Regions from separate parts of the Mus musculus genome. Here region 2 is linked to region 1. The links are chromatin loops, found by intact Hi-C in ENCODE. Cell type or tissue: left cerebral cortex. All regions are shown on one strand. Links, peaks and the distances in the headings refer to the core of each region. The heading gives the core; the rest is flanking DNA. Region 1 holds the start of Daam1 (dishevelled associated activator of morphogenesis 1). Region 2 overlaps Daam1 (dishevelled associated activator of morphogenesis 1).

The links. Peaks named below come from ENCODE experiments on the same cell type or tissue, not always from the same donor. Only the 100,000 strongest peaks of a DNase experiment are listed, where the experiment ranks them.
Region 2: a loop joins it to region 1, with 2.6 times the contacts of the local background. A loop is called at or near these places in 3 of 42 quality-filtered maps.

The regions. Positions count from the first base shown.
Region 1 is chr12:71,823,485-71,838,487 of GRCm38, reverse strand. Daam1 (dishevelled associated activator of morphogenesis 1) reads right to left here and starts at 7,420. Exons shown (of 26, transcript NM_026102.3): 1 at 7,157-7,420. In left cerebral cortex, for the core only: CTCF peaks have their summits at 7,228 and 7,445 (motif pointing right); DNase peaks (open chromatin) are centred at 6,033, 6,889 and 7,444; H3K4me3 peaks cover 2,861 bases; H3K27ac peaks cover 2,387 bases.
Region 2 is chr12:71,943,329-71,958,331 of GRCm38, reverse strand. It overlaps Daam1 (dishevelled associated activator of morphogenesis 1), which reads right to left. Exons shown (of 26, transcript NM_026102.3): 6 at 13,945-14,278; 7 at 13,038-13,148; 8 at 12,831-12,934; 9 at 12,038-12,104; 10 at 11,700-11,817; 11 at 11,195-11,333; 12 at 10,881-10,939; 13 at 6,951-7,138; 14 at 6,200-6,499; 15 at 5,773-5,880. Among named protein-coding and RNA genes, the nearest start is that of Gm40440, 89 kb to the left of the region's middle. In left cerebral cortex, for the core only: a CTCF peak has its summit at 8,063; DNase peaks (open chromatin) are centred at 3,993, 4,810 and 8,092; H3K27ac peaks cover 1,053 bases.

The sequences.
Region 1 (15,003 bases), core at 3,075-11,074:
TGTGAAAGCTGCCTATCCCTGACAGTGTGCACACTCTAAGTTAGAGGAATTCCTGGCCCCAGAAGACTGTAAACAAAGACAATCCAGAGGGAAACTGGTGATAAGATAAATGAAATCCAGTAACTCCTGGTCCTCCCTCCACCTACTTCCCTCATCTGGTTCCATTAGAAAAACAACCTGAGCCCTGGTGGGAGAAATGCAGTGTGAGCCATGCTCTCAGAGGCCACTCCACCTTGTTCTGGGCTCTGGAGGATGCCACAGAAGGCCAAGGACGGTGGCTCCCCTGATACTGAAGCAGGCCATGTGAAGGCAGCCCCATGTCCCTGAGAACAGGGTTAGCAAATTATAACCCAGAGGAAAATGGATAGATGGATGGATATATATATAGATTAGATACATAGGTAGCTTGATTTTAATTTCTAATCAGTCCTTGACAGAAAATGTCACAGGCAAAGCAGTTCTGAAGTTCACAGGTATGTTACCTACTCACAGAGTCTGAAGCCTCAACTGGGTCACAGAATTTTTCTAGTTCACTCTAGTCTCTACTCTTGATCTCAGAAATACAAACACAGGGCTGGAGAGATGGCTCAGCATTAAGAAGACTCACTGCTCCCGCAGCGGACCTAAGTTTGATTCCCAGGACCCATGTGATGGCTCCCAACCGTCAGTAACTCCAGTTCCAGGGGAGCTGATGCACTCTGGACTCCAGGGACACCTTCCAAAAAGCGGTGCACACAGACTCATGCAGGCACACATAGACAAATTAATTGAGTCTTGATTAAAAATGCAAACGGATAAAAGCAGGCCTGCCCATTTAACCTTCAGAGAGCAGGCTGCAGTCAGCCTCAGTCACTGGCTGCCATTTCAAGCATTTCTGTCTTCTTCATCTTTCCTGACTTAGCTCACAGTAGCACTGGGCGCTAAGCACTCGGGGAGCACTCCTGTACAAACAGACTGCCACATGCTAACAGGACGGCGGGGTAAACCAGACATGCCAGTGGGAGATTTTGCCTCCACCATCCTGAATTAAATAAAAGCTATAATACTGGATTACCTACAGCTGTTAATCCACTGTCTTGTTTTCTAAAAGTCTAAAGAGCTGTTCCTGTTCATTCAGGGTACAGTATTCTCTGCTTCCACCTTCACCTGCCTTCCAGGGATGGACTTCGAGTCTTCCAGCTTTCAGGCAAGCACTTTCCCCCCTGAGCCATCTATGTGCAGGCACATGAGAACAGTCAGGCTAGTCTGGTAATTGCCACCAACTGCTCCTCTCGGGTACAAATCTGCAGGAACTTTATGGGACAACAGGGTGTGAGAGACAACTTCTATGGACCCAGGGGTTTCAGCAGGGGAGAACCCAGAAGCAACCCCAAAACACTTACTGTTAATACCTGCCATTCCCCAGGGACAGAAAAACACAAGACTGCGGCTTTTGGCAAACTGTTAGTGAGCTGTCTCTAGTTCTGACCCAATTTTCGCAAGAGGACAACTGACACAATTCCTTGGCAAACCCTTGCCTCTAGCAGGGTCTGAAGAAACTAAACTCTGTCAGTTCATTTTATAATATGACACTTTCGTTGCCCCTGGCAGTGATGGTTATGCTCCAAAAAGCTGCGATGCATTATCTAGTTTCAGTCTGCTTGGTAGCCAAAAGTATGAGTGTGTACATGCACACTCTCGCACACACACAAACACACACCGTGGTGAGTCACAGGTGCATGACTCAAAAATAAGGTGATCTAACCATAATATAGAACTGGTCTGTATATCTCTAACAACACAAGCCTAACCAATAACTAGACCTTAAAAGCCCATGTCTACAAAATGGAAAGTAACCAGATGTTTGAGCAACAAAACTCAAAGCTAAGACCTGAGCTATCTACTTTTGGATGTCTAGACTCAAAGCACCCATGAGACAGGCACTGTTTGCCAATTGCATCATAGGTATTTTCTTCTGAAGTGAAAAGGACAAAGAGCAGTTTAACAGGTGACCCAAACCGTGTGCCTGGCAGGAATAGAAGGAACTTCGACTCCAACCTGGTGCAATTCACAGAAGAAATGAACTCTGGTTCTTGCTAAAGGTGAATGACATACTTAAGAAATGTAGCCAGATGGATGGGGTGGGAGAGAAAGCTCCCGAAGTCTATGTCTGGCACAGAGGTATTATGTCTTAGCAGCCTAATGGCAAACAGGCTTGTGTTTGCATTTTCTCTTCCTGGCAATCTCTGCTATTACAGTGCAGCTTGCCCATTATCCCCCTAAATTACCAAGTTTAAGCTTTAGTCAACTGTCTACATCAAATATTGTCAGTGTTGCACAATATTGAGTTCTATGCCAAAAGAGGACGTCAGGAAGTCACACCGACTGCATTGGAAATGAAACTCACTTCCCTAGGTTTCCACATTTAATTCACAATGGTAGCTATGGCTTAAGAATTACAACTGTTTACTTGGCTCCAAATTTGCTACAATATAATGAGCCTCTCTTTTGAGGTAGGGAGAAGGAGAAAGGGTTATTTTAATGCCTAAGGATATTCAATATCAGATTGCATGTTTAACTACTGCTAAAGTTTTCTCTCTTTTTTTTTTCTTCAAAAGAGCTTTCACAGTTTACCTTAAAAGGGAGGGAAACTAAGATGCTAGGCTCCTCTTAGCCTCTTAGCTGTTAAAGTAGGCATCTATTGCCCTTTACTAGGTGAGAAGCCTGTACCCAGATGATGGATGCAATCCAGTGGAAAATTATCCTCACAAATAGGGTCTGAAACTGGACAGTCTCCAAAAGATTTAAATATAGGATATAAATATATTTCCTTTTTTCAGATACTCTGTCTATATGAAATATATATTTATAAAATATAGCAAAAAGGAAATTCAAAAGCTCTATCATTCGAGTGCTACATATGGGGCTGGATGTGTAGCTCCACTGATGTTCCTTTGTAGCATGCACAAAGCAGGTATAGTAGCACAAGGCTATAATCAAAGCACTTGGGAGACAGAGGGAAGAGAATCAAATGTTCAAACCTGTCCTCTACTGTATTTAAGGCTAGCCTAGGATACATGAGACCCTGTCTCAAAAATTGAGGGTAGGGGGTGAGGTGGTGGGGACAGAACCCTTGTTGCTGTACTCTTAAAAGATTTGACAAACTCAATCCATTCTTACATTAGGAAGCAAACTCCCTTGGAGATGCTCTGTTCTCTGCTCCTGGGACACCGGGAAGGGTACCAGGAAATAGAAGGTGGACACCACCCTTCTCTGCTGTGGGCAGAATACAGGTCACTGAGATCAACTGGCATCTCACCTTTAACTGAGCTCATTTCAGCAGGGATACTAAGGAGGTGAAGACATGCTCTCTCAGCAACCTGGACCACAATATACATAAAGGACAATACACTCACTAAGTAACTCCAAAATTGATTAACTCCACCTCAGCCTGTTCTGCCAACCAGACTTAGAAGCCACAAGCAGAAACAAAAGACCACTGAAATGAAGCCTATGCAATCCCTTCAGCTCCTTAAAAAGGACGGACGTTGTGAGTATTTAGCTTTGAAATTATCCAGGACGTTTTCTTCCATTACTGAGTTAACACCAGAACAAGTGACAGTAATTCACAATCCTTATCCCAAGGGGGTTGGGGGCGAGGGGGGCAGGGAAGCACTCTCATTTCAACTGTAGTGCCCTGTAGAGAAAACAAGTTTGGCAACCTCAGCTGGCAAAGTTTTGTTTTGTTTTTTTCCTGAACTAATAGAAATAGACTTAAGATTTAAAAACACGGAATAGAGGATGCTAGGGAAGACCCCCCTCCCCCCAGTGGCAAGCTCTGTGGGTCATTTTCTGAACGGAACACCTGAAGCTCTCAGTGATACTGAGCTTCGTCCCTCCCATCCAGCTGCAACTTTGAAATGTTTTCACAGAAGAACCTGAGATCCTCAAGCCAAAACCATACTCTAAATATTTACAAAATGAAACGGTTTTAGTCTTAACTGGGTTTTGTTTTTAAGCACCTTATTTGTTCTAGGAGGCCAATGACTAACACTAGGAGCAGTGTTTTAAACAAAGTAGCTCTATCCACAAGCACACTCTCAACACTCAGAACTATCCACCAAGAGGAGAAAGCCAGGATTCCAGTTCCACTCAAGGACGTGACCCTTCTCTATCACCTCTCTCAAGATGGTTCCAGTTTTCCAGACCCACAGGACGTGACCACCGCATACCAGCTTTACCAACACCACACTAATGTCCTCTCCTAGACTTGGCCTGGACCGGCAGATCCTGTTTATAGAATCGCTCTGCCCCAGATGACAGACTGCGGTCTCCCAGCAACTCTAGGAGCCACTGGTGGCTTGACAAAAGCGGCTATCTTTGCCTTTGTCTTTCTCCTTAGTTTCCTGCCATCTGCCTTCTGGGAAAATTATCTAGGCCAAGGAAAGTACTACTAATAAAAGTATCTCTTTAAGTGTACTAAGAAATTATAACAAGAAAAACAATAACCTATGTAGGTGAATTAGTTCCAAAATTAGTTATAAAATAACTATATATATATCATTTTTATATTCATGGAAAGAACTGTAGCAAGGTGTAGGTACTAATCAAAAAAGGGGGGATTATTACAACAAATTACATAACTGTCAGGAGAAAAAATACAAACCTTGGATTTCTGATCCTCCTTAATACCCATTTAACACATGCTTATTAAAAGACCTGTTCCAAATTCTGAAATGGTTAAGAAGACAAAGACCTTGCCTTCAAAAAGCTTAGCACCAAGAAGCATTGACAAGCAAGCTAATAAACGAAGGACATTTTGCTGTCATTATAAATCCGAGAACAAAAATAAATACATAAACAAGAGAGTGCTAACTTGTGCTAGTGCTGCCTCACAGTGATGTAACTAAGCTTAAGACGGTGAGCATTATCCACTTGGCACAACAACCAAGTATTAACCTGCACATGAATGCACTTGCATAGACACTCCTATGCACACCATCCCCCATTTCTGAGAGATACCACACTTGGAAGAGAATGCAAACAGGAGATGAAAAACAAACATCTTAGTATAATTTAAATGCCTTTTGTTCAGTTAAGTTACAAATAAACTACATTCATTGTGAATCTGCAAACCATAAAATCTAAGCAACTAATTATGACTAAAACATAAAAGTCCAGATGCTGGGATAATAGGAGTATCAAGTGTATTATAAATTTTAAAATACTACTATAGCTGTCCTGTCCATTTATGTAACAGTTACCCCAAGGATCTTGGTTTGGGGGCCAGCAACACAAGTTGAATGCTACAATGTCAGAGCTGAATTTAAGCCTTGTGTTATTTGGAGGAGGAGTCATTTTCCAAGTCTCAAAACTTTAAACCTAAAACCAACGTTAGGAATTCTCTGAACTCCCCTGTCTACATTATCAATGAGATGACAGGTGCTCCCAGAGGTAACTGTTAGCCCACAGCAGGACATCACATAAAATGCTGGCACAGGACCTAGGGCTCCTGTTTTCAGCCTCCAGAGTTCCACTTTAAGGATCTTCAGCTGGAGTTTAGATTTCATAAAAATTGCAATGTCTCTGTTCTCCATACCTCAACTTCAATTATTAATTGCTCTGTCATTTACAGGTAATGGTACTTCAGGTAATTGCTGACCAGGGAGCTGTGTAGGCCTGGGAAGAGTGACCTTGTTAAGTAAATTGCCTCCAGCACTATTAACTATGATAATGATGGAAAGATACAGTTCACTCGTTGGAGGAAAAACATCTTCCAAATTTAGTTTACCTTAGAACAAAAGCCCCAGACAATTCGCTTTGAGATGATGTATAGGCACATGGGAGGGGACAGGTCCAAAAATATGGTGTCCAAGCTATGTAGGAAAGAATATGGGGGAGTCCCAGAGCTGCTAGGAGGGTGAGGAAGAGGGAGCAGCTGGGCCCAGGGCAAACATTTGACCACACCCCCCCGACCACACCCTCCCAGCTGCCCGCAGAGCCACAACGAATTGAAACAGCAGTGCGAGCTGTTAAGATTCCAAAGGCAGAAGTCGCCATGGCAACCGGATTCGTCTTGCAGGCAAACTATGCTTCAATTCACTAGGTCCGGCTCAAATCTCAAGAAACTACCAATTCAATGGGGGCAAAACGGTCACGGGCAGCATTTGCTCTGGATGCTCTCCCAACATTGACGGTGGAGGAGAGAGACTGAGAGGAGGAATCTATTTCTGAGCACAGTAAAACATTTTATGGGGAGGGGACAGAACGTCCCAAACCTTGATTGTAAGCAACGTGCAAAGGACCGTAGAAGGGTTTGATGAATGTGAGTAAATGAACGAATGGAGCTGACGCAAAAAGGGAAAAGAAAAGCCAGAAGACTTTCGAGTTGTCCAGCCGGGCCGGGTCCGGTCGGGTCGGGCCCGGCCTCGCCTCGCCCTGCTCTCCTCTCTAGTCAGAAGACAAGCCAATCCCAAACAGCTGGTTTGGGCACCAGTTAGATAAACCCGATTATCCAGCCCTCCTGCCCCCACAGCGAACCTTATCATTAGGTTATCCACCACCCCATCACCACCATGGTTCTAAGGAGAGCGTTTAGCCCACGCCCAGGTGCCCTTTGCAGGGCTCCATTTGGCAGAGCCAAGACTGCGATACGCCCCTCGAAGCAGGACGCGGGGAACCCCATCCAGTCCCCCGGAGACGCAGCCTCCCCGCGCCGCAGCTAGCCGCCGGCTCGCGGCCTCCGCAATGCCAGGTTTCCTTCTTCTCTCTGCACACAGTAAACTCGGAGACTGCCTGGATTAGTCAGCCCCTCCGTTTTGAGTATGACTTGACCCGAAGGTGATAGGAATGGTAGGGGAATCGCGGTCACGGCCATGCCCACGGATCTTACAGAGCCAGCGGCCCAGGAGCGCCGCCCGCTGCCGCAGCTCCCTCAGCCCTGGCCCCGGGGAGCCTGTGGCCGGGAAGAAGAGAGATGTACCCGGCCGGCTCCACGGCCACCGAGCGCCTCGGAAAGAAAGAAGGGAGGGACCCCATCCTCGGGGATGCCTTCCTTCAGGCTCGCCTCGCTCCGAGCCGTGCTGCAGCCATTTTCCAAAGCCTAGATTGGCAGCTCGTAGCTGTCTCGGTCCTGTTCCCACCCAAACCCAACCTGAAGGACGAGTTTAATATTTACCTACTGGCCCCGGAGCTCCGGGAAGCAGCAGGAGGGCGCGCCGCGACAGCGCGAAGAACCAGCACGCCCACCCCGCGCCACGGTGCGGTGCCGCTAATGAATGAGTGCGGCGGGCGAGCCGAGGAGTCCCCTCACCTGAGCAGCCGCTGCATGCTGGAAAGGCCGCTCTGCGCTCCCGGTACAATGGGATCCGGTTAAACAGTTCCCTTCACAGCCGCTCGTAGGTTACCAACTCGCAGGTGACATCACCCTCGTCTCCTCTGATAGGACACAAGGTGGCACCCACTGCGCATGGACGCTTTGACTCGCCTTTAGGATTCTGGATGTTGTAGTCCTAGTCCTACAGACAGAGCCGAAACAGTCTCTCCATCCTCACGCTCAGGAACTACATTTACCGAGGTGCATCTCTGTCCCTCTGTGCCAGCCCCCTCCCCGCCCCCCAGACCCGCCCCCTCCCCGCCCTCCAGTTTAGCAGAACCAGTGGTGGTCAGTCAGAAGCCTAGGGGCATAATGTTTGGGGAAGAGGGCGAGGCACCCAGCGGCCGTGCCCTTTGACTTGACCTCTGATCCTGCCAGCGGGTAGGCTGCAGGACCAAGGGGCGTCCTGAACTCGCGCACACCCGCCAGGCACTTCTGTTCGGTTGGGCTCTCCTGCCCCCATCTGGGAAGGGTCCATAAAAGCCTTTCTCTTCCTTCCCTGCTCAAAACCACTAATTCATAGGACTCCAGGGGTTCTGGGTTGAATACTGAATCAGTATTTCCTCACATCCCCAAGGATCAAACAACGCCAGCCGCGGAAAAAAAGGAATCTCCTTGAACCACACTTTGGGTTAGTTCACCTTCCTCCTCTCTTTCCTTTTTTCCCTTTTAAACCAAGACCGAGTCGAGTGGTCAAGAAGAAAGCTGGGGACAACTTAGTTGGCTAACCTGAGAAAAACCGGCGGCTGTCACTAATGAAAATGCTGTGTAATAGAAGACAGAGACAGTCACCACAATCCTGCGTCTGAAAGCCTGCTGCTGTGGAGATAAAACTATCGAACAGCCATGCTTTTGTTCATCCCTTTAGGGACTTCCCGCTCTGGTGGCTCTCAGCTCCTCCGAAGATAACATGCATATCTCAAAGTTTTAGTTAATTACTCATATATAAAATTTTAAAATCCACAACACTCCCTCCACCCTTGTTCCCCGCACATTTCCTTTCAAAAATATAAAAATTTTAAGACCTTTAAGCAAACAGTACCCTTCAAGGATTGCCCCCGATCTTCAGACACTTTTATGTGTATTCAAGTGTTAGCAAAGGGTGTGAAGTGAAATTCTGACCCTTCTGGAAGATTTTGGTTTTAATACATAAAAGTTTTCGGTTTCATGATCTCATTCAATAACACCAAAGGTGAGAAACTTAAATAGAGGGAACAAATGTCCAAGTGTGTGTGTGTGTGTTTGGGGGTGGGGGGGGCTGTATTCATTCCACTCTCAATGGCACTGCTGTGATCAGCTCACACGCCCTCTTCCACCAGCAAAATTAAGATTTTGCTTCTCAGGAAATGAAGACTGACAATTAAAATTTCCAACTACTCTTCACCTAATTGCTGGTGGAATATCACATCACTACTTATCTTCCCTTTTCTGCTTCAAACACTAAGGCTCAAGTGAAATACGTTCTTGGAACTAGAGGAGCATCTCAGAGGAGAGGGAAAATGATGGGTTTTTTTGTTTGTTTGTTTGTTTGTTTGTTTGATTTTTGGGTTTTTTTTTTTTTTGTGTGTGTGAAAGAGGAGGTTGCTGTTGGATTCTGATCGTCTTTTGACAAGCCTATTCTGTACAGAGCAGAACCGTTTGTCTCCACAGAAGCAGGATATAACTTTGTTGCTCTTCTGATCTATTCTATTTCAAATATCTGAAGTGGAACCTAGACAACACAATTGTTCCTTTGGCCATCAGAACAAGGGTACAAGCGGTGATGCTCCAACTAATGGGTAGGCTTAATGTATTGTTCAATTGGCTGTGGGAAAATATTCAGAAAGAAACCCAACCTCACATGGTTCTAAATGTTCCCCCAATCTTATAACTGTGGAAAGCTTTTAGGTGGAAACATAATCAGTGAGCTTGGATTTTACTGAGTCAATAAACTGAACTCGGAGCCTCTCTATCAGGCAAGGTTTGTCCTTAGAGATGAAAGCATGCTGTTAAGGCACTCAGAGAAATAATTTTATAGAAGAAATGCCCTCTCTGCAAGCTCTCTTAGTTCTCTGCAATAAAAAGGAATAAACTCTTGCTCAAAGGAAAAAAAAATCCCTTCTCTATAACAGTATTACGGGGTGTGTCACATACCTCCACGTATAAAGGACAGCATGCAAAATAGACTACAAACGGAATTTGTATGTGAGAGAGAGAGAGAGAGAGAGAGAGAGAGAACTATCAACCAACTTTAAATGTAGATAATAGATAATAGAAGACTTGGTTTTCTGTTTAAGTAGTGATGAATTTAAACTGATCCCTGCACACTATTGCACCTGTAACCAAGGGAAACAAGATGGCTCTTTGGCATCAGAAATGCTATCTGTAGACCTGTAGACCTGAAATCAGTAGACTCGTAAACACTTCCACAATGGCACAAAGGAACTCCTATTCTCACACACACACACACACACACACCAACTTTCACACACTCATTGTATATGTCTGTATTCAATTCTTTTTACACAGCTCAGTCTCCGAAACCATGAAAAGCATTCATTCTCTCTAGCTAGATTTATATCCCAAGCCAGAAAGGTTTCTATATTTTTTCCTTTTATTTTTAAACAACTGATCCTGTCCTGGAATTACCTTACAAAAGACTCCACCTCACCCAGCAATCATGGACTATAAATTAGAAACACCTGGATTCATTGAGCATAGACTATCTCTACAGAGAGGGTGGGAGACAAAGGCATTGTGGAGCACGTTGCTGATATTTCAGAATAGCACCACCTGTCTCTGGTTACACATTTTACTTCAGGGAGGAAATAAGACACCAAGAGAGAAAAAATGAACATTTATCACCTTACAGGTGTTGTCACAGAACAGCTTGGTACTTCACAGCAGTTAAGGATGTATGTTGAGCCTGGCCTTAGGATTGAGCTATTCCTGTGGTTAGACCTGCACCTTTGCTTACACGTGTCACATAGTCTGTCTGAACCTCAGTCTCCTTATTTGTAAGACCATGTCATGCTTTTGTGTATTAGAGGAGGCAAGTAGAAATGCTTTTTTTTTAATGAAGCAGAGTTGAGGCATAATAAAGATGTTTTAAAGTTCACTTAAGCATGAGGGTTAAGAGCAAGGTAGGTTCTCAGAAGAAAGTGGAACACCCCTGAAAGCATGGCTGTGGGCTTTGTAAAGAGCAGCAGAAAGTAAGGTTTTCCCAAATGTGCGTTCAAGATCCTCAAAAGAGAGTCGCCATCGGCTATTGTTTGTTCTCCAGAAACTGATAACCATGGCCTTTTGCTGAAGACAACACTTATATATCTCACTGAACACAGGGAGGTTGAGCTGGCGTCTAACTAGAGCCTTCACACCTGCTGACGACTGTTCACAGTTCTGGGAGGTACTCAAGGCGAACACCAACACAACTACAAAAACTTTCCATGCACAGTGATGACCTGCCTGTATGATATGCTGGTGCGATGGTGGCATAAACATTGTCGGAGTAGCAAACAACAGTCTTATTGGATTGAAGGGCCACTCCGTGAGGCGGAAGCCATGCCTGACACTGCTCGTGTGGCCATGAACCTGAAAAAAGAGAAACCGCAAACCAAATGAAAACCTAACTGCTATTCTGCTAAAGGAACATAGCAATAAAATAACTCCTGATGACATTCTGTTAGACCGACAAATCAGTGTCTCACTCGAAGTTTTCAGCAACAGTTGAAGGGAACTAGAACAGAGACCCATAATTGGACAATATGCGAGAGATCTTGGAACTCCCAGTCCTAAATTGGATGTCCGCACCAAACCCCATCCCTCAGGGCGCAGGAAACTAGGGGAAAGAGGAGGCAGAAAGATTGTATGAGCCAGAGGGGATGGAGGACACCAAGGAAACTGTCTTCCAGGTCAAAGAGGACTGAAGAACTTAGGAGACTCAGAGACTATGGTAGCACACACAGACACGTCACAGGTCCAAACCAAATCAAGTTCCTGTGCTGAGATGAAGAAGTAGACACGAGCTCCCATCTCTAACCAAGAAGCTATCTCTAGTTGAAAATGGCTTTCAGGGAAAATTGGTTTTCTCCAAGAGAGTCTCACTGGGTATATACACTTAAGGGCAGAACTCCTGTCCAGCAGTAGATGGAAATGCAAAATAAATTCAATGGTAATGTTGTAGACTTTTTATCTCATAATGCTTTGTTTGGGTATTTTTTACCTTTCTGATCTTCTACATATATATTTTGTTTTCTAATTTTGTGTTTTTATGGTGTGTGTGTCTGTCTGTCTGTCTGCAGGTCTATGTGCTTCTCGTATTTTTTGTTTGTTTTGTTTGCCCGTTTGTTTTCTAAAGAGAGAATTCGTGGAGTTGGAAGGGCAGAGGCATGGGAGAAGATGAGGTAGGGGAAACCATAATCAGAATATATTGTATGAAAAAAATATTTTCAATAAAAGAAGAGAGAGGTACTAGAAAAACACTTCTGAAGCTGAGAACTATAAAGAGGCTGATCATCTGCAATTTTCCATGCTGGACCTAATTTTGAAATAGTTACTGTCATCTCACTTAAGACAATTCTTCTTCATGATAGTACATGGTTAGAAACTGCAGTACCTACACTTATGCTAATCCACCCGTAGATCATGGAACTTAGAAAGAAAAGAGAGGGAGACCTCCAACATGGAATGGCACTGTTCCTTGGCCCATTCTTAGATATAAAACTTCTTTTCCACAGAGTCTAGCTGTCCTGTCTCCCCAGGAGCCTCTGCCAAGCTTCCCAGCTAGGAGAGGCACTTCTGAGACTGGAGGCCGGAGTTAGAGAGAAGAACGGAGAACCTCACTCTTCCTCCTCCTCTCCAGAGAAGCCCTGGGTGGTGTTTTTGTCAGGAGTGGTGGATTTCCCTCCTCAGAGTTCTGCTTCTTCCAGGTCGTGCTGCCCTGTGTTAACAATCCCTTCTCCCTTGGTTCCTCCAACCTAGGAATGAAGACAACCCCCTGCTGCTGCTAATGTCTTGAATCCACTTGAGGCTTCTAAGATATTTGGTCACCAGCGTGGTCAGGTCTCTGTTCTATATTTGTTCTATTCTTTAAAAGTACAACAGTTTGAGAGTTTTAATGAAACGGTAACTGATATGCTCATTGTCTTCTACAGTTCCTTCAGAGACAGACAACAGGAACTTTCTATGGGCAGTTTATGCAAACAAAAGAACTTAGTAACGTTCTTCTGAAGAAACAGGCACAGACTAGTTCTAGGGCAGTGTGATGGGGGTTTTCAGAGGGCTCTAGTAGCCTGGTCTCTGTGCTGTGTCCTTTTGTTTTTCCTGTCAAATTCCTGAGTGGAGCTGATTGCCCAGTCTCAGGGCAACTATCCCTAGCTTACTACCCAAAGTCATGGTCAGGTGGATCCCTAGAACAAGAACATTGTCTTCATTTCAGAACTCATGAGGTACACAAGTGCCCACCTCTAGCAAGGACAGTCTACATCCCACAAGTCACCCAGTTGTTCCTGACACACATGGTGGCAGCCCAGTCCCTCCTCTATGGGAAGGAGATGCTGTGGTTCAGGGTGATAACTCATGACCTATCTCTGTGTGTCTGGGAGCCTTCCTGGATGGCCCCCAGCACTGTGAACCTCACTGTGACTTCATGTGACGTTACATAAAGCTGGTAACTCTGCCAGGGTCTTTATGGTAAAATGTGGTTCTTCCCGAGGAAGAGGGACGTTGGAATATTCTGGGCCAACAATTCAGTTCAGCCTCTGCAAAGGTACTTGGGAAAGCTTCATTTCACTCAGAAATGCTGAAGGATAGATGAAGGGAAATGAAATTGTGTGCAAAGGCAAGACCAGTTATAGTAATACCATCAGGCACACACAGTAAGAGGGAAGAGAAAATAGCTTTAGCCACCCAAAACTCTGCAGAATAGTCTCTGATCAGTCCCAGCACATTTGGGAAGACACTCCTCTCAAGCCGCATCCCCGCTCCATCCCCAGCCGCGCTCTACCTCCTCAGCCCCCTCCTCCTGTGTCACATATCTCAGCTCTTCCCTGTCAGCTGCTCCATCTCTGGTTGACTCATCTAGGAGACTTGCCCTGTTTAATTAAGTCTTCTGCCGCTGACCCTCTATGGCTACTTTAAATTAATTAAAATTGACAAAAGGGCCTAGATTGAGCACCCGCTGGCTGCTTTTCCAGAGGAGGAAGGCTTCAATTCCCAGCACCCAGGTAGCCGACCATGACCCTCTGTAACTCCAGTCTCAGGGATCTGATGCTCTCTTCTGGCCACACTGCAGGCGTGAGGTGCACAGACATAAATTCAGGCAACACACACACACACATGTAGAAATAAAATGAATAAAATGTTAAAACTGTCATCCCTCAGTGACAATAACCACGCTTTTTAAGTTTCCAAAAACCACATGATGTCGATGACTACTCTACTGAACCTCACATGCACTCTCATTATTTTTAAAATGGACAGTGTATCACTAAAAAGACATATAACTCCAAAGGGAAATGGCCAACGTTTTTGTGCAGGTGACACACACACACACACACACACACACACACACACACACACACGGCAGCTATATGTATTCAAAGGTGCTCAAGGTTATTAGGAAACATAAAGACCAAATAGGATGCTGCTAAAAACCATCATGTATAGAAATATACAAGGCAAACTGACGTCATAAAGGAGCAAACTTTGTTGTGCCCCAGTGCAGCTGGAAAATAATGGGCTACCTTAAAACCCTGGAAATGAAAATTGAAAATTAACAAGTGATATTCATATGAATGGACTTCCACGTTGAATGAAGGGCATGTATCACATGAGATGGTATGTATATAAAACAATACAAAGAAGTAAACGTAACTTCACAAATCAGCTCTGACAGTCGCTGAGGATTGACGTGGGTGGTGCTCTGCACTTTCTGGACCAGATACTATTGGTTTTGAGTCCTTGCTCTTTTGTATTGTCCCTGTCATGTAGTTCTAAGTTTCTGCAGAAGATGATCTCTGGTCTTGTCCCTGGAAATAACAATGATATTTCAATAAATATCTGAAATAAAGATTGCCCATGCACACAGTATTTTATATATTGTGAGACCCATTTTATTGGGGTTTCCTAATTGTGACAGTTATCAGTGTTCTCTGTAGAGAATTTAGAAAATATTGCTGCTTAAGTTTAGATCACCCACAAGCCTACCAATCAGGGAGATATATGTCTCCCCATCCCTTTTATTGAATTTAACATAATTAGCCCTTGATCTTTAGGGCATTATCAATTTTATTCTGCATCATGCATCAACTTTTTGTCTTTTTTTTTTTTTTGAGGTAGAGTGTCATGTAGCCCAGGTAGCCTTGCACTCATATGTCACCAAAGATGACCTTGAACTCTTGATCCTTTTGCTTCCACCTCCCAAATGCAGGGGTCACAGACGTGCCACCACACCAAGCTATGACTATATCCTCTGAAGTAGAAATACAGAGTAACAGCAAAATATTTCCATTTAAAAATCCACTGCCCAAATATGCAGATACTTGCTGCTTTCCTTATAGATGTTCTGGTCGGTGTGCCCTATTGCCTTACATAGAGATTTATAAGTAAGGTATTGCTCTCTATGAGAGAATTGAACCATGTCCCAGAAGTAGCATACACTGAGACAAATG
Region 2 (15,003 bases), core at 3,919-11,918, 120 kb before region 1:
GTGTGTCTGTATTTGTACACACGATGCTCAAAACTCAGGCACATACACACATTGGGCAAATACTCCACCACTGAGCTATACTCCCCGCCACCATGTTGAATTTCTTACTTGAAGGTTATCAATTAAATTCATCAGCTTCACTGAACGATCATATTGTTATAGAAAATGTGCTTCCCTTTGGTGGAAATACCTGTCTTCTTGTATCATAAGGAAGAGCTAAGAAAAGACAGTAGTGTGACCCACATGAGTGATGCCAACTCTAGTACCCCTTCCTAGAGGGTGCCAACCATGGTAGCAGGTGCTGTGGGGAGGTGTTAGGTACAGCACAGAGCATGAAAACCAAAAAGCCATTGGTGCAGTTATTGGTGGCCATGTCCCAAGGGTCTCAAGCAGACAAGGTCAACAGCTTCTTGAAAGAACTTTTAGAGGAGTTTCGAGTAAAGATGGGAAAAAAGAGCTAATGGTATGCAATGAGAAAGTGGCAGCTCTTCCTGCAGACTTTTGCAAGGCAGGATGGAGAGACGCTTTGGTGTGCAAAACACGTTGCAGCTTTCAGGCCAACAGTGTGTACAACTAGCATTTGCTCAGCAGATTCCTTAAGGTCTCCCTGGCCTCGGCAGCACTGCCAAGGCCAATTTTATACAGATGAACTGTTTCGCATAATTCTTCTAGTGGGAAACAGAATGCGCCCCCACCCCCAAATCCAGCCCTGGTCTACCCATACAAGGAGGCTGCTTCTCTGGAAAAGCATTTAAAAAGCATGCTGATAACCACAAGAAACTTTTCTTCTGCCTGATATCCCAGTTTTCTTTTGCCCCTGTTATGACTTAGATGTTCTACTCTCAAGCTCTTTAGGACTCTTCTAATAAAAGTAGTTTTAAAGGTAGAAGACTTTGGCAACTTAACCAAAGAGAAAGGTACTACTTTAAAAAGACCCTGCTCTCACTGTCTACTCTTCAAAACAGAAACTTTTATAAAGCTTTCTAGAAACTCGTGTTATACCTTAAATTCATTCACACTGTTGAGAAATGAAGACATCTGACCTCTTTATGAGCCAACGCTTAGAAGCAAACAAGACACAATTAGTTAAGCTTTTGAACTGACAAGTCACGTTGCCCACTCTTTGTCTGAGTCTGTAGAGAGGCTGGTCCATCTGTAACCATGAGCGGCAATATGCATGGCAGCTAGTTGCTAAGTGGCACAGCCTGCGTTTCCAGGGAGGGTGAAGAATGCCATATGAGGGTTTGGTAACTGTTAGCCTTAAGACAGTACTTCTTTGAAGACCCCGTAATTAACATATTACAAATGAAATCACAAATGAGATGGTTTCATTAGACAGGGCACACTAGAAATGATGACGCTCCCAGGCTCACTTCAGGAACGCTAAGATCTGTTTAAAGCCTATTCCCTTGGAGATTAAAGGGGAATAGATATGAGCTTGGAATAGAATTAGGAAGTTGGTATTTGAATTTTCAGGGATCAATGCCTGTAAACCACTATAAACTCTTCCACAATGAAATGATGGCTTAGCCTTGCATAGATAATGATAATCTTTACATGAATGAATTTTAATCCTTTCAAACTCAAACATATGCTAATATTTACATACAATCCTTATTTGATACTTCTTACCACAGACCTTCAAACTACTTAAAAACTATGTTTGTTTATTTCTTATTTGTGTGTGTGCATGTACCCTATGCATGGAGTCAGAGGACAACTGTGGAAGTCTAGTCTCTCCTTCTACGAGGTGGGTTTGAACTCAGGCCATTAGGCTCGGTGTTACTTTACCTACTGAACCATCTCTGCAGCCTTACACTTAAATAAGCAAACCCAACAACACTCTTCACAGTTTTTCTGGTCTTTTGGTGCTAAGACTAAGAAGTATGCTGACTGAGAGCTGGAGATACAGTTCTGTGGGGGAGCACTTGCGTAGAATGTATGAAGCCCGAGACTTGATCTCTAGCACCGCAAAGCAAAGAGAGAAAACTGGCATCGCTGAAGAAGGGGGCGAAACTGTCTTATGAATTTTCAATGTGAAAACTAGATGCAAAAACTAACTTGACTATAAAAAAAAATTCTTGACTGTTCTTAAGGAAATTGTAGATCTGGCTGAATATTCCCAATGGGACACTGAAGGACTTAAAACTTACACTCAGGCACTGGAGTTGGAGAATGGAGCCTGGGTCAGTAGTTGTCTTTTGTTCCCTAAATCAAAGGATGATGGCTTTGAAATGTTACACTGTGTGGGGATCATAGACTCCTAAAGGAAGAGTTGTCCTCAGGCAAAGGGCAAGGCAGAGAGAGAGACTCTGTGAGCTGCTAGTGTGAAGACTTCCTATATGCAAATAGTCTCTTTAGCTCATCTTCCCTCTATCCATCTGTATAGATAGAAATGAACTGTTAGCATGTCAGGATGAAATTTCCCATTACAGATGTGAGGGCTATTTAACTGTATCTTCATAAAACAATTACACAGCATCTGATGCTATGTATTAAAAACCAGTCTCTTGGGGCAGACCTGGAGATCATGTGTAATGTAGTTCCAATGAAGAAAAGGTCTTGAGATTCAAGGAATTGACTTTCAAATGAACTTTTGGAATGTGCCCAGGGGAATAGTTGCATTTCATGAGAGGCATAGGCTTACACAACTGGCTCTCTACACCTTTAATGCATGCACTTAAAAGAAAATCCCACTCCCCACAGTCTGGTGGTGGTAATGAATAAAGCCACAGACTGAAGAACAAAGAGAAAGCGAGAACTCTGTAAAGCGAGACTGTCCTCAGTGTGGCTGGCGCCTGTTGGGATACTGAGGACACACTAAGCCCTGTTTACAGTATCTGCAATATAAGAATATCACCTCCTTCCTAGAGTTGGGATGAGAATTAAATAAGGAAACAAACACAGAAACTCCTTGAGCACTAAATTTTATGGTTGATGAGAATAAGAATTGTTTATATCATACCGAGTACCAGACACATAACCAATAGCAACCAATGTCTTGGTTCATATGACAATTACTTATGGTTGTCTCATCTCTGCTTTATACTATAATTATATTGTGGGCTCATGTAAAAGTTGAACGAATTTGAATCATCTGATCTTTTGACACAATTTTTATATAAGGGAGACAAACTAAATACCTGATTTGAATGACAGAATGGCTTGTAAGCTTATAACTATAGGCAAATGTATATATTTATGGAGGTGTGTGTTTATATATATACACGAATGCATACATTCCCAAAGTGTCACTCCTTATTTAAATTATGCTGAGTTATGTCAAAATCAGGCTCAGATGGTCCTATCAGATGCCTGTCGTATGATGTATGTGTGTTCCTCCGAATGCCTTAAAAATTCATTAACACAAACAAATGGCTCAAGTCCAGAGTTAGACAAGTTTCATATCTTTGGAGGCAGGAAAGAGCTAACATGGAAAAAGATGGATTCTTGGTATTCATTTGGTACTAGAAATAAGAGCAGTTTAAATGTGGTGATATTTGCATATTGTGTTGCCATGTCTGGAATGAACACACACAGGTCTTTGATGCTGTAGTTCTGGGGTGAAAGAATAACCTCATTTACTCTGACCTACATATTTCAATTAAGATGCCTGTAGCCTTTCATTTTCTGACTCTCAACAATGTAAATGCAACAAAGTGGCTCAAGTTACCCTCATTTGGAAAATAAATTGATGGTTTATCTTCTATTTTTATACCAGAAGGGGAATATTTAAAATACTCAAGAGGTGTGGGTGTGTTGACATTTGTCTTCAGAAAGTACTGCTGGAAATATGGTGATAGCCCGTCCTCACCAGTCTACCCAGTCTTAAGAAGAACGGAAATGTTCTGGTCTATCCTGTCCGGGATGAGTTACTGATTACTTAAACAGTGCTGGTTGCTAGGAAACAGTTACTCAGTTGCAGAGCTTTCTGCAATTGTCTCTCCCAGAACTCTTGAAAATTGTCCACATATTTGTCCCAGAGCATTTTTGGCAGCATCCTTCTGTGCTTTCTGCTGAAAGCCGGTTAATTATGAGGCTTGTAAACTTGGGCCTCTCAACCACCTGCCTTCATCACAAATGCAACCCACATGCTTAGACTTGAATTGCACCATGTGGAACCCTTGTCGCTTCCCCTCCATTGAATACACTTTTCTACATTTCCAAACCTTCACCTCAGACAACCTGAAGTGCGAAAGGAATGGGACTTGTAGCCAGATCATAAGATTACTTGAATTACATGGAAACCTGCTAAAATGTTATGCCTGGATCCAGGGACCTCCTTCCTAGGGCACCAGAGAAAGAAGGAGAACACAGAAGCCAATCAGAAATGAACTGGGCTGAGTAGCTGCAGGCCACGGGCTCTGAGCACACCTTTGTTTGTTCTTTGAGACATAAGGTGCACTATTCTCTGAACAAGCCCTCATCTCCTTTTCTGTCACCTTCCCTAGCTTGGCGCACAACAGTGCACGTGGCATCTTTGTACTTATGAAGGGGCTGGGTGAGGGCTGGTGAGGGTTAATGGCATCATGGCAGGCAATGGACTTTATTTTCCTAGTCTACTGAACCAGCACAAAAAGGCCCTGCATAGACACTCTCCCTCTCTCACAGTAAAATCCTCTGGTGAATAGCACCCTGTTTCCCACACAAATACATCAGAAACCATCTTGAAAAGAACCCCCCAGCTTCATTTTTCTCTAGTCTCTGTCCACCCATCTCTTCCTTGGTGCCTAGCATTTGGTTTTTGAGGCAGCCTTTCTGAGGAGCTAAGCCAAGAGAGCAGACAAGGAAGCCTGCTGCTTATTTAGGATGCTCCACCCTGCTCATTCACATAGGAGCCAGGCTGCCAGGGAAGCTCTCAGGAAACCCCTGTGCAGATGCCTGGCACTTGTTGGCCCATCTAAAGGCAGTGTGCTGGTTCACAGGTCCTCCCCTTTGGTCTGCCTTAAGAACCTTTCCACACTCCTGGACTCAATTTCCCCCTCTCCAGAGCTCTGACCTTGCCTCTCTCCTTTTCTTTGTTCCTCTGAATTCTCTATACCTAGCTACTCTGCTGTAACCTTTTCTACCCACACTTTAGACTTTTGGAGAAAGCCCTCTAGAGCAACAAGAGATTCTACACAGATGTGACCAGAGTGCATACAAGGAGGCTACCTACCAGGGCCTGTCCTTGTGTGCAGGCAATAGGTCCCACACCATGTTCTGGCCACCATTATGGAAGGATAGTAGTAGCTTTTCTCGCTCTCCTGTTATCATTAACAGCTTCACTCTTGCTCAGCTCGCACAATCGTACTAGTGAGTCTATAATGTTCATGATGTCTGGGTAAGACTCCTCTGTAGATTCTACTTAGCTGCCAAATTATAGTTCTTACCAAACCCCAAACTTCTCAAGAGTCTGTCTAGTCCAAAAAGCGTTTTTCTTCTGAGCCTAACCATTGGATATTTCTAACTCCGACAGCCCAGCATGGTTTCAGAAACAAACACTGCAAGGGGATCCTAACTCGCCTAGAGATTCATTTTGAGTAAGCACATATAACATACAGTGCTGCCTATACATAAAGAAGATGTAGATCCACTACCATAGGAAGCTTCTCCACAAAGAGTCCACATGCCTTCCAGTGGTTCACATGCACTGATGGGCCACTGGACACGCACAGGGACAGGTAGCTGTGCTGCTTTACAGGAACGCCTTGGGGAGACCAAGCAGCATGGCCCAGGAGCCATGCCCAAGGACACAGGACTTTGGGGCATCTGGAAGGCTCATGTTGTTACCTGCTGTCTTTGGTAGGCAGAGAACGTTCTTTCTAGGTCTTCAAGGTCTAGAATTTTGAAGACTTTGGTATCATCAATTTCAGTCCATACTGTTCCATCCAATTTGTTCTAGAAACAGCAAGTTAACAAGTTCCATGATTGACAGTCATACAGAAAAAAGAGTAAGTAGGGTGGATTGTTGGTTTTTTTTTTTTTAAGTACCATTATCTCAAATTTATAATTCTACAGGATGTTCCAGTGAGCTGGTTTGAAGCAATGTATAATTATTACAGAGACATTGTCAACTAACATAGGAGCTGGTGAGAACCTTGAGTCCACACTAGATGGTCAAGTTACCCAGCAGCAGGGACGGTTGCCCTCTGAGAACACAGAGCTACAGGTGCCACCCACTCATCCACTAATGGGAAAATGGGAACAAATGGCTTACCTCAGGCAACTTGGACCAGTTGAAGGATTTCAGGGCATTGGTGGGCTGGGGAATATTCTTCTTCTTGAGTGTTAGACTCACTGGAGCACCAGGAGGTGGCAGAACTCCTCCTAAGGGAGGAGGCCCTGGGGGAGGAGGAGGACCCCCAGGAGGGAGGGGAGGTGGTGGAGGAGGAAGTGCTCCACCTGAAAGGAGTGGGGGTGGTGGGGGAGGGAGAAGAGACCCCAACCCAGAGGAAGGAAAGGGTCCTCCAGGGGCTCCGGGTGAGGGTCCTCCTGGGACTGCTGCACAGACGGCCCTCTGGAAAGAGAAGACCAAGAAAGTCAATGGAAGAAAAGTCACTGAACGACTTTAAGATCTAATCTTGTCGAAGGAATGTGCAACAAAGCACCCACATTTTTGAGGACATGGTTTTCGAGGGTAGGTAGATCTTGACCCTCATGTCTTTGGACACATTAGGGCCTGTCCCTGGAGTCTCTCTCATTTCTTGCACCATCCCACAGTTTGGCTTTATGACGTCCCTTTTCTAAGAAGCTAATGTGATCTTTCTTTGTTCTTAGGACAAGATTGGTAGTAAAAACACAACTCCAAAGTTCCTCTGCTGCCTAAGCCACAGGACGTTGGTGGTTCGAGTCCACACTACTGAGATCAACAGCGAAGCATTTCAGATCTCATCCCTACATCAGAGCTGTGTATTTCAGAGGGTCTCGTCACCCTGGTAGACAGGGGCCGGGAATCAGCCCTCGCTCACCCTGTTCAGCTCGTGGAGCTGCGCCGTGAGGTCTGCCACCTGCTGCTTAACTTGCTTGTGCTCAGTTGTCTCCTTTTCCAGCTTCTCTTTCATCTTGTTTAAGGTCTGCATCATTTCTTCCTTCTCTTGGGTCTTAGCATCACATTCTCTCTCTTTCTTCTCCAGCTTCTGTTGTAGCTCATTGTGCTCTTGATGAGAGAACAACAGGACATGAAAATGGAATTGTCAGAGAGAAGCATTTTCTTTGAAAAAAAAAAAAAAAAAACAACCTATGGGCTAAGGACGATGTAGAAGTTGTGGGTCAACCTGACCCAGGTATCATTCTTCACTGAAGGGCAACTTAGGAGCTAAACGGTGCCTGTTCTGGGAAAAGGCCTCATACAACTATTCTAGTAACTGCGTTCTGGGAAAGACTGAAGAAAAGACCTTAGAGCCATGGTGCCAAAAATGAGAAGAAAAAAAAAAGTTTGAGCAACTTCTCATGGAAAATGTTGCCTTAATTCTGGATCCTGTCATACTGGTGGCCTCACAGCGACATTAGGGAAGATGACTATTGAAAAGCAAAGCCCCTGCTCACATACTAGAAATGGGTCAGGGAGAAGGGCAGCTTTGGTGGATGAGATGTGCCGGCTTGTCTCCCACTAGCCAGAGGAGGAGTCTGTGCTACAACAGAGAGCTGCTGGCAGGCCCAGTGTGTACTGTGAAGCTGAGTCAGGTCCCCTGCCCTCCTGCAAGGCGACCTGAACTACTTTACGATTCTGGCAAGAGATTATTAAAAGTAGTAAAAGCAAACATTATTGTCTCCATATTCAGTATCTAAAGGGTAGCAGCACTGATTACCATGGGAACCAAGGACTGAGAGGGCAAACAGCAGCTCTCAGGTGTGGTTTGTGACTTCCTCGGGTGTGGAAGGCTCAGGGGTCAGAGGACGGAGGAGGGGGACAGGAGGAGGCATCTAATTCAGAGTAATGCCATTCATTTTGCCAAGGAATATAAAGCTGTAGGAGGGGTGTTGGGTTTCGGAAGCGAGCAATAGTGAAGTTTAGGCTGCAGGTTTGTACTTCAAATACTTCCTCAAAGCCTCTTTTCCTGCCAGCGAGTGCACTAGTGACACCGCCCACTGGGGCTGAGCAACATGCCGCCGCCGCTCTCTACTTCTGAACTTGGTAACACATTTAAGCTCTTACTGAGGTTCCCTCCTCCATGGCTCTCCAAACTGGAATTTGCAGGAAGGTGTGAGCCATGAAAATCCTTGAGTTTTATCAGCTTTCAAATAAAAAAGAACCTCCCATCAGGTCTACCATTACACTGATGCATGACTCCAGTCCGCATCTAATCCCAGTTCCCTCTTCTATCTCCACTTCACTGATAATTAAGTGATTCGGGACGTTCCTTCCCCACTTTCCTCACTAGTCTTTTGACAAATCTGGTTATACCTCAGATGCAGTGAGAGCTCCTAGCAATCCAAGGCCACTGGCCAAATCCCTCTGTGACCAATCTAGAAGGTAGGTAGGGGGCGGAGTAGGGGGCGGGGCTTAGAGACTGGTTGGGTCAAACTCCTTGATGATCCTGGGATGATGGCAGGTTTGGCAAGTGCCAGCCTGTAAACTGTCTCCCAAACTGGCATCATTTATTGTTCATTCACTGAGGCTTTCTCGATCCCTTCTCAGAGGCCTGGCCTCCACAGCCTTCTCCCTCCAATAGGCTCCAACTTCAGTTCAAACAGCTTCCTGTCTCCTCCTCTGAATGCAATCTGACTTCGTCAGTTGAAGCTCCCAGACAAGAACTCATTTTATCGATAATCTCTCTTCTCTTCTGTTTGACCATAACTTTACAGACCACCTCATTCTTCCCACTGACCTTGGAGATTTTCTCCTGTGCCATCCTACCCCTGAACCCTTGTAATGGTTGCTGTGTAGTTAGTATGTGCTCCACTAGGCTCATTTTCCATTTATTTTATTTTATTTTTCGCTTTCCGTGTTGTGAAAGAGGAGATCACAGGAAGGAAGGTGGGGGTCAGATGCCCACTGAGAAGCTAGTACAATTCAAAGGTGTCCCCTGAATGTACGGCTGGATGACCCTAAATCTCCTGTCCCAAATGCACTCAACTGTGAGCTCAAACCTACACACATTAGAGTGCGTTCTTGAGCGTGCATTCACCGACTGCTCTCATTTGCTTTCCAGAGCTGTGGTAAACAGCAGGACCAAAAGCAACTAATGCAAGAAGGGCACATTTCCTCTTATACTGCCAGGTCTCAATAGGTCATTGAGGGAAGACAAGACAGGAACTTGAGTAGGCGCTTGAAGCAAAAATCACAAAGTGCTGCTTGCTGGCTTGCTCTTAGGTTCACAGTCAGCTATCTTTCTCATACAGCTCAGGCCTACAGCCTAGGGGTGGCACGGCCCACAGTGGGCTGGGCTCTCCTACATCAATTTTCAACTACGAAAATATTTCAAAGACATGCCCATAGGCCAGTCCGATCAAGGCAACCCTTAAATAGAGACTGCCACAGATGACTCTGGGCTGTGTCAGGTTGGCAGGTGGACTGTGGCCGGGCGTGGTGGCGCATGCCTTTAATCCCAGCACTCGGGAGGCAGAGGCAGGTGGATTTCTGAGTTCGAGGCCAGCCTGGTCTACAAAGTGAGTTCCAGGACAGCCAGGGCTACACAGAGAAACCCTGTCTTGAAAAAAAAAAGAAGGTGGACTGCATTCTCCTTCACCTAATCTCTCTTTTTGTCTTGGCCGTAGACAGTGTGCCTCTTCTTTCCATTCACAGTGGATTCTGGGATGTACTGTAAAGAGCACTTGAGAGCAATGTGGGTAAAGAGCGGCCACAGTTTGCACAGCAGCCCCTGACACTTCTGGCTGCGCTGAGGAAATGGGGTGTGAGAAAAAGGAGTGTTCAGGCCACCTCTTGGCCACGTGCTTCAGATCATCATATCCTGGGTGACTGTGGCTGTATGTCACCAGCGCTGACTGAATGACTCTGACAAGTGGAAGGAAGTCCACCATCCATGGTGAGGTGTGGGGGAGTGTGGCTGTTTTCCCAAAGGTGACTTTAATTTGCTAAGCTTCTGAAGGAGGGAGGCAAGCTGTACGCTTCTGTGAGTGACTGGCACCAGGAGGAACATGAATGTCTGTCCCATCAGAGGCTGAGAACATCAAAGGCATATTCCAGTACCTCTATAGGCCGGCCTGCTAACATTCATAAGACATATCTACAGCGGCCGTTCATTTTCTACATGGTGTCTCTGCCCATGACTAGAGTCACATTACGGCCATGGAGAGAACAGAACTGCTAGTACCAAGGTGCCTAACGGTTTTGTCCTAAGACTGTAGAAACCTAAACCTTCTTGCTGTATTTATTCAAACCCAAAACACTTTAAGTGAAGCGTGGCTGTGAGGTGGGGGCTTGTGTGCTCTATAGTTTTAAGGAAATCTTAAGTTAATGACTTCTTTTCAAAACCTTTAGTGAATGAGTGAGTGTGCGTGCGCACACACTTAAGTGTATGCAGAGGGCACACGCTGAGTACAGAAGTAAGAGTCAGTTCTCTCATTCCATTCCGTGGGTCCTGGGGATCAAACTCAGGCTGTTAGGCCTGGCAGCAAGGACCTTTATTGCAGAGCCATTGTAGGGGCCCTTAAAATAAAGCACCAACAATTTCCACCTTTGTTTTCAATGATAAATTCTACACAGCAAATGTTACAATCTTTTCTAAAATTATTTACAAAGTAATAAAGCAAAAGGATGAAACACCTCGGGAATAGCAAGAAAACGAAGTGGTTTCATTTTTAAAAGTCAATGCAGAATGCCCTAAGGTGTGCAAAGTGAAAGGCTACTTGATGCACAGGAGTGAGCCTGGAGCCCGGATTCCAACTCCCCAGCAGCCAGGCCTCCCAGGCAGCTTCGCCCTGCCAGGGCCACTTACCTTTCCTCATCTTCTCTGCCTGCTCTTTCCATTGCTTAACTTCATTTTCATTAACCAACCTGTGGAACAGGTAAAGGAATACTTGTAACAGAAAACAAAACGTGTGCATTGCCAGACGTGGTCTCTCTGGGCACACAAACAGTGTACTGCAGAGTCCTTGGGGAAATGGGGAAAACCCAGATGTCACCTAGATGGAGCTATGTTTATCTGCAGCTCATTTTGACCCCTAGAACCATTCATCTGGCCCCGCTGTTATTTGAGGTAGGACAAACTGATATCTCATTATCTTGCAGGTGGCATGATGAGAGACTTACATTCTTACGACGTTCTTGATATTAAAGTTTTCCAGAGGTGTGGAGTCGGGATCCTGCCCTTTGTCATTCTGGATAACTATCTGCTGTATGATTCTGTCTAACAGCAGCCAGTACTGAACTGTGTTACCACTCCTCTTGTCTAAAAAGTAAGAGAGGGAGAGAAAGCCATCTTCAGGCTGTGTGTAAACTAGGATGAGTCGCTGTCAATAGCAGGCAGGCACCCCGTAGAGCCACAGACCTGGTCAGGAGGCATTCTCCATACCCCTTTCTACATGTGCTGTAAGGCATGCATTTATTTTGAAATCAAAGTAAAATATAAGTCATTTCGTTTTGAGGATTTCATAACTGCCCTTAATCTGTGAGGAAACAAACACCGGGGAGCCACAAAGCTGAGGCTTGGGGTCCCTGGTATGCCCCAGTCTAGTTAGTACTGCTGAGAATACAGAGTATGCGCTTTGGACACTGTCCCAGGTCTCCATGGCACCCACACGGTCGGAGCACTCACAAGGCATCTGGAGGCAATGGTGCAGAATGGACATGAAGTGGGGGTAGGCTTCGCTGTGGGTTAGCCTCCTCCTGGTCAGCTCAAACATCTGAGTGGCGCTTTTTGTGTCTATGTGAACCTAGTTTATAGGAAAAACAAAGCCGAATCAAACATCCAGTTGCTTAATTCTCCAGATAAAGGAAGATGCAAATACAATCAAATCCTGCCATCTAGGTAACAGAGCAGGATGTTGACTTAGCTCACGGGTTGCACTGGCCCCCACCAACTCAGAACATGCATTTCTGAGGCAAGTCCTTTGACTTGACATGTCATACCAGAACGATTATGAGCCTACATACCAGTTCAAATCTTTTGGCAAATTCTAGTTCATCTTCATTTCGGAGCATTTCAAAAAAGTCTAAATGCCTGAAAGGAAATTGAACAAAAATGACTAAAAGCGGGATGTCTCACGACACAAGCAGAGGGGGCAGAGGGTTTTTCAAGCGTAGCTCTAGGCGCACTGAGGTGCTGTACGATGTAATCCCATCATCCCTAAGGAGGTAGCTACAGCAGCAGCCCAAGCTCAAGCCCAGGCTAGGGGCACAGTGAGTGCCTGCCTCAAAAGCAAAGGCAGGGGGTGTGGTCAGTGGTGAGTAACCACCCTGACAGGAAAGTAAGGCCCCGAGGCTCACCCTCAGCCCCACAAGGAAAAATCAAAAAGAGCCTTCCTGATTTCTAGTGCCATCTCCTAAAGAAACGGGCAACAAAACTTGAATGCCTCTGCTTAACCAGGTTCTTTCTGATGAGTTAAATAAAATCATCAGAGGGAAAAGAGGACAACTAGCCAGGAGGTAATTATCAAATCTAAAACATGTCCAGATCCCACTTGCCGACTGTTCATGGCAAAGAAGCCCATATACCTGCACTTGGCTCGCTGTTGAGCTACAGATCAGAAAATTATTCATTTCATTTATTTATTTGTACAGTTTTATTAGCCTCTTACTCTGAGTTCTACATTCCAGATGTCGCAGTCTACAGGGACAAACACACTATGTGATAGTCCGGAAGCAGCCCGTGGGCTGGCACTGCACCACCTGATGGGCGCTGCACGGACCGTCTCAGGTTGTGGCAGTAGACATTGGACTTACTTACCTGTCTAGTGTTGAATTTTCATGTTCCCTTAATTTATCTATAACAGGTTGAATTCCTAACATCAGAAATTCATAGCGAAGATGGAGCCTGAAGTCCAAACTCTCCTGAAAATTCAGACACATATTTAGGTTTTCCAACTGTGCAGTCACCGTGTAGGGAAAGCATTCTTTAATGCATCTGAGCAAGGCTGCAGTGCAAGCATCTTACCACTCCGGCTCCCTGGCTCAGCACTGCATTGATGAAGGACATGATGGCCGTCTTGAGACTTACTTCATCCCGATAACGCCCAGTGCTTTTATCCAAGTCATTAATTAACGTCTGTCAGTGATACAAGTAGAAAAATACGGGTCTAAAACATTGCCAACCCGACCTGTGCTCATTTTAAGAAATTTTATTTTTTAATGCATGGAGGTTAATTTTTTTAAAATTTCAGTCAAAATTATACTGATTCCCAGAAGTCAGGTGTGTTCACAGGAAGTATATACAAAGTACAGGAAACGTTGCTTCCTTGTCTCTATCTGCTTTCTGTTTTTGAGTAAAAATACGAGGACACAATCTCACTGTTAACTCTGATCCTAAATAAAGAACAGTACTCTGTAAACTTTTCAGGTGCGATACTGCATTCAGTGGATACAGAAGATGGGGGCTATGTTAAGATACAGGATGCTGTTACGATGTTTTATTTTATTAAATGTATTCATTTTTATTTTCTGGGTGAGGGTTTTGCCTGCATGTAAGTCTGTGCACCATGTGTGCACTTGGTGCCCACAGAGGTCAGGAGAAGCCCTCAGATGTCCTGGAACTGGAATGATGGATGGTTGCGAATCACCGCGTGGGTGCTAAACTACTGCACCTGGGCCCTCTGTAAAAGCAGCAAGTACTCCAGGCCCAGGGCTCACAGCTTTGAGTTCAGTAGATCTCTGACCCCAGACTGACTGACTGCAGAGAGTCTATTCTAGTTTCTGGTTCTTGAACCTAAGAGGAAGGGAACGTTTGAAGACAAAGTGTGAGCCCTCACTACTGGGGGAACTATTAAGTAATTCCCTCCCACCCTCAGGGCCAGCAAAAGTGCTTGTTTACATAAAGACAAGAGTTGGGGGGTGTGGGCACCAACCTGGAAGCGGGTTCTCTCGCTGGCATACTTCTGGTAGTGCAGCATAGCTTGCAGAACTTTCTTGTGGCCCCCAGGAACCAGGCACACAGCGCCCAGGATTTCCAGCACGGCCACCTTTGTTTTAATGTTCTCTGTGCTCAGACTCTGAGCAATTACATTGATACTCTCAGAATGAGCCAGGACATGGGCCCGGCCTTGAGAGTTGTTCATTAGTGCCTTTATACAGCCAATGAGGGAGGTGTGTATCCGAGACTCAGAGGTCTCATAGTCCATGGTCTTCAGAAAGTTGAGAATACATGACAGGCCATCCAAGTCGATGAATCTGGTTACAAACCTGTCAGGAAGAGAGGTGGTTAGATTTGTCCCTTTGTGCTTTTGTAACCATCCTTGATAGAAAAGCCCAGGGGAAAGGAAGTCGACTCACTTCCTGAAGAACCCAGAGGCTTACATTAATGAGGCCTTTGTAACTCTTTGGCTCTTCCATGGCACAGACCCAATGGCCTGTCTAACTAGACTGTGGAAAGGAAAATCTCCACTGCAGGCAAGGCACGCACCTCAGTGGTACAACGAACCAACCAACAGATTGTATCTTCACACAAAGCCAGGAAAGTGGCAGTTGCTCAGCAGATACCTATTTCCCTCCCCTCCCTGGCACTGGGTATTGAACTCATGGCCTCACACTTGCCAAGTAAACACTCTGCCATTGAGCTCCAGCCCCATCGCTGGACTGTCTCTCCTGTGCTCGGCTAAAAGTCATCTGCTGATCTGAGTCACCGCAGCACATATTGGTGCATTGCCCTAACCATGGCCCCTTCTGGCCAAAGAGCAGAATCTTTCAATTCTACTGCTCATCAGACAAATGACTGCTTTTATTCCTGGGGTGTTTTATAGCAAATGCCTTCTTTTATATGACCTGCTACGTGGAATCCTAATATATAAAACTGGTTAAGAGCCAAGGCTTTTCATTGTGAATTACTTTTATCACTATTTAGAACCCTTACTGTTAAGTAGACGAGGATTCACAGTGAGTGCGTACGTGTGTGTGTGTGTGTGTGTGTG